Linked DNA regions of Homo sapiens: region 1 is linked to region 2. A link is a loop called in an ENCODE intact Hi-C map of the cell type or tissue named here. Cell type or tissue: dorsolateral prefrontal cortex. All regions are shown on one strand.

Region 1 (2,500 bases), 110 kb before region 2:
TAAAAGTATATTTTCAAAAACTACCTGGGACCTCAAGAAAGCCTTTGGCTAAAAATCATTAGTGTTTTGTTCCTTCAGTCTCAATCCCTTTATCTCACCCCTCCTCTTCCCGCTTACCCGTATTCCCCTCTGGTTCCCTCTCCCCAGGCTTTTCCAAAGGGAAAAAACTCTAGGGTGAAGCCCTTTCCAGGTGTTCACCATCAGGGAGCTCTGAAAGCACTTGCTGAAAGTTTAACAGTTTCCACAGTTTTTCAGGCTCTTTTCTTGGATTTTATGAAAGATTTGCCCACATAATGATTTTGGGTTTTCTGTTTTTGTTGTTGTTGTTAAAGGCTAAACAGCTATAACCATGTTTAAGTGGATGTTCTTAACCAAGAACCTAGAAAGATGTATCTTTGAAAAACAGTTTCTACATCTGTCTCTAGACAGGGCAAAGATAAAATTAATAGTTTTAGGTAACACCTCACCCTGCACATAGAACTTAAGATGAAAAATATACCTCACTGAAATCATAGTTGCCCCTAGGTTTTAACTGTGGGTTTTGAAAACAAATGTAAACTCACATATTTTGGGAGTCACAAGACTCCCTTTCAACTTAGTTCTCTTACTATGTTTCTGAACTTCTCAATGCGGATTGACAGTATAACAAGCACATTACTGGGGAAAGGGTGACACCTGTATCATTTCATTTCTTACACGTCACTCATCCACATTTGCACAGATTTTCAGAGGGATGGGGAGCATGTGTGTCACAGGCAGCTGCCGTGGCTTGCAAGGTAGTGGGAATTGCTGTCTCCCCGTGCTCAGAGCAAGCACCAGCAGATGGAGTCATTGTAAACCAGACTGATAACGGGCCTCCTCACTCTTCCTGTTTAAGCTGTGTTTAAACCTGAAGACAGAAATGCCAGGCTCTATTTGAGTAGCCTGTAATATCCAGTAGAACTCATGATGGAGTCCATTCATTCAACAAATATTTATTATGGACAGACTCCACAGTATTATATTAGAAATATATTAGGATGGAAATACTATAACAAATTGAACCAATAGAGTCCCTGCTCTCTGTCTGTTTACAGTAAAGCACAAAAGTAGATGTCGAACAAATAATTATAATATGATAAAGTACAGCAGCGTATGTGATGGGGCAAGTTTCCAGGGTGCCATGTAGCAGGGAAATCTGAGCAAATCTTGGGGCTCATTCCACCTGCTTAGCCTCAGTTAGTGCCATCCATGTGCTGACCTAACTCTCACATTTATATTTCTAGGCCAGATCTCTCCTCGGAGCTCCAAACTTGAGTATCCAACTGTGCTCTTAACATCTCTGGTGGATATCTCACAGGCTCCTTAAACTCAGCATGTCTAAAATGAAAATCTCAACTTTTTTCTCTCTGAGCTTAGTCTTTCCTGGCTCAGTAGGTGGCAGCACCATCCACCTAGAAGCCTCAGAGTCATTCCTTCTCCCTTTTGCCCTTTGTCTCTGTCTGTGGCCAAGAAACCTCACGTGCCTCTGTAGCTTCTCCACACCCCCACTGCCTCCTCTCTAGTCCAGCTGCACTTGCTCTGAGCTGCCTCTGTCTTTTCTCTCCTTGTTTCCTGTATTTCCTTTCACCACCCATCTATTAGCCAAAGTTACCTTCAGAAACATACCAGATGATGTCACTCCCAGCTCCTACTCACATCCCAGTTCTGTTTTATTGGGGGGCACTCTCCAGAATTGATCTTCCATGCCCTGTGATGTGGCCCCGTCCACCTGCCTCATCTCATCTCCTTGCTACTTTTCTCTGTTTGGAATCCACTTTCTTCAGCTCCTGCCCAACAGAGTTAATTCCCATTTATCCTTCATGGTTTAGTCTCTCATTTTCTCAAGAAATTTTGGTGCCCCACCCACTCAATTATCACTTTTATAGTACACTGTGTTTTGCTTCTTGAATCACCTAGCACAATTATAATGAAATAGAGAATTGGGTATTTCATTGATTAACGTCTGTTTCCCTCCTCCACCCCAGAAGGGAAACCCCAGAGGCCAGGGACTTTATTTGCCTTGATCACAATGATATCTTTAGCTTCCCTAATAGTGCCTGGTGCAAAGTAGGTGCTTAATAGATGTTTCATGAACACTAGGTACTGACTGAATCATGGGTTAGGGATCGGGATACAGTAGCAAAAGCTACTGAATAGCTGGGTGCGGTCGCTCACGCCTGTAATCCCAGCACTTTGGGAGGCCAAGGCAGGTGGATCACCTGAGGTCAGGAGTTTGAGACTAGCCTGGCCAACATGGTGGAACCCTGTCTCTACTAATGTAGCAAGATGAGCCACAGACAGAACTCCTCAGACACCGAGTTAAAGAAGGAAGGGCTTTATTCGGCTGGGAGCATCGGCAAGACCCACGTCTCAAAAACTGAGCTCCCCGAGTGAGCAATTCCTGTCCCTCTTGAGGGTTACAACTCTAAGGGGGTCCGTGTGAGAGGGTCGTGATCGATTGAGCAGGCAGGGGGCTGCA
Region 2 (2,500 bases):
CGAGTAGTTGGAACTACAGGCACGTGCCACCACACCTGGCTAATTTTTGTATTTTTAGTAGAGACAGCGTTTCACTGTGTTGTCCAGGCTGGTCTTGAACTCCTGACCTTGTGATCAACCCGCCTTGGCCTCCCAAAGTGCTGGGATTACAGGCGTGAGCCACCGCGCCTGGCCAGGAATAATCTTTTTAAACAAAAACAAGAAGCATGGAAACTGTCATAGAATTCCTTTTTGTTTTGTTTTTTCCATCCTCCCTGGCAGATTCTGAAAGTCTGTGGGAGGGATGGATGAGCACAGAGGAACCTAGTGGGAGAGGGAAATGTGGGGGGAGAGGGTGCCATGCAAAGAAGAGATCTTTAAGGGAGAATTGCCGGCCCTCTTAACAGTGAGCAGCACATGCCCCTATTCCTTCTCCACCCTGGGGAGAGAAGGAAGGGGCCAAAAGGACACATAACTGTTACGAGGCATTATAATTATAGATCTAAAATACATGGGAAAGAAGCCTGGGGGAGTAGGAAAATTAAGTCTGAAATCAGAACCAAGTTCTAATCCCCATTTGTCTTTTATCCATGCAGGATTTTTCAGATCCTCAGTTTTTCTTCACCTGTAAAGTGACAGCTGTTCCTACCTTGTCAGAGGCAGAGGATTAGCAATAATGCAAGCGAAATGCGTAGTAAAGTGCTCGGCCCATAGCAGGCACTTAGTGAGAGGTAGTCATTGATGTGAGGTTTTTTCCTTATGTTGTGAATTAAGGCACAGATTCTGGAATTTGGTTTGGCCGTGCATGAGAAGTTTGTACCTCAAGATATGAGACCCCTTCACAAAAAGCTGGTTGACCAATTCTTTGTGATGAAGTCGAGCTTAGGGATACAGGTATGTATACTTAGGTGTCCATGGCGGGGCAGCCTGATCACTGCCGTTTGCTTGTTAAAGGGATGATGATGTATCCAATAGTGACATCTTGTGGTTTTTCTACCAAACTGCACTGTTTTACCAGGGAGCCCTCAAATACAATTGCCTTGTCTGCTATTTGCGAGGCTTTCCTTTTGGGAAAACACAAATGTAAGTGAGGGAAAGCCAAATAATACTGGAACTTGCTTTAATAGCTCCCTATGTGAAGACTTGATGGCAATTAGGATGTGTGCCTAGTATGCTAACCTGTCTCATAAGTTATTTTGCCCAAATCATTACTGTAATGAGATATTTCCTTTACTACATCTTTAGGAGTTCTCTGCTTGTATGCAAGCCAGTCCTGTCCATTTTCCTAATGGAAGCCCTCGTGTGTGTAGAAACTCAGCACCTGCTTCTGTGAGCCCAGATGGTACCAGGGTAATTCCTAGACGCAGGTAAGTCATATTCCAAATTATCTTACAATTTGGCCTCACCCGCAAGCTGATCTGGAATGGTTCTCTCATTCTTTATGGCACAATTTGTCAAATACGCTATTTCTTAATGAAATAACTAACCCGCGAGGCAGCTGCAGACCTCTGCCACCAGTAAAACAGCAACAGCATGAGAAATAAATAAACTCAAACATTTGATTATATTGAGGCAAACAGGAGAAAACAAAACGGAATGTATTTTCCCCCCTTTGGTTTCATAGCATTCTAGCACATGATAAAGTACAATTTGGAGACTGAGTTAATGACCTTTTTTTTCCCCCTGAAACAGCCCGTTAAGTTACCCAGCTGTCAACCGATATTCTTCCTCCTCACTGTCCTCACAAGCTTCTGCTGAAGTAAGCAATATTACAGGGCAATCAGAAAGCTCTGATGAAGTCTTTAACATGCAGGTACTTAATTAGCTTTTTGTCTGGTTGTGTTTATTCCTTTTCTGTCTCAATCATGAGTGTTTCTGTTCATTCTGCTGTGCTGATGAACAGACCAACAAGCAAGAACTTGGCTTAAGGACAAACCTTTAAACACTCTTCTTGCTTTATGGGTCTCTAGAGTCTACAAAGACGTTTCTCTTAAAACTGCCCCATCGCTTTAAGACGACATCAGCAAGCGATGGAAAAGCCTAGGCACGCTGCACAAGGTTCAGCTCTGAGACCTGCCCCAAGTTCCTTCTGCAGTCCAGGACTCTCAGAGTGTGTTGCCACTCACTAGCTGCCTCTTAGCTTGCCTTTTTTTTTTTTTTTTTTTTTTTTTTTTTTTAGCGAGTCTCACTCTGTCTCCCAGTCTGGAGTGCAGTGGTGCGATCTTGGCTCACTGCAACCTCCGCCTCCCGGGCTCAGGCAGTTTTCGTGCCTCAGCCTCGTGAGTAGCTGGGATTACAGGTGTGTACCACCACGCCCGACTAATTTTTGTATTTTTAGTAGAGACGGGGTTTCACTATGTTGGCCAGGTTGGTCTCGAACTCCTGACCTCAAGTGATCTGCCCAATTTGGCCTCCCAAAGTGCTGGGATTACAGGCATGAGCTACTGCGCCCGGCCCCTCTTAGCATTCCAAAATGGCTTTTTTTTTCTTTAAGAAGACATGATTTGGCTAGGTGCAGTGG

What was found. Peaks named below come from ENCODE experiments on the same cell type or tissue, not always from the same donor. Only the 100,000 strongest peaks of a DNase experiment are listed, where the experiment ranks them.
Region 1: it touches region 2 in a loop (6-fold over the local background); 41 of 110 quality-filtered maps call a loop at or near these places.

The regions. Positions count from the first base shown.
Region 1 is chr7:111,854,358-111,856,857 of GRCh38, reverse strand. The region is part of intron 23 of DOCK4 (dedicator of cytokinesis 4); the gene reads left to right. Among named protein-coding and RNA genes, the nearest start is that of DOCK4-AS1, 47 kb to the right of the region's middle. In dorsolateral prefrontal cortex, CTCF peaks have their summits at 811 (motif pointing right), 1,217 and 1,433 (motif pointing right); DNase peaks (open chromatin) are centred at 787 and 1,467; H3K27ac peaks cover 2,079 bases.
Region 2 is chr7:111,740,386-111,742,885 of GRCh38, reverse strand. It overlaps DOCK4 (dedicator of cytokinesis 4), which reads left to right. Exons shown (of 53, transcript NM_001363540.2): 45 at 754-873; 46 at 1,225-1,346; 47 at 1,672-1,792. Among named protein-coding and RNA genes, the nearest start is that of DOCK4-AS1, 67 kb to the left of the region's middle. RefSeq lists an enhancer at 1-7. In dorsolateral prefrontal cortex, CTCF peaks have their summits at 760 and 962 (motif pointing left); a DNase peak (open chromatin) is centred at 895; H3K27ac peaks cover 1,523 bases.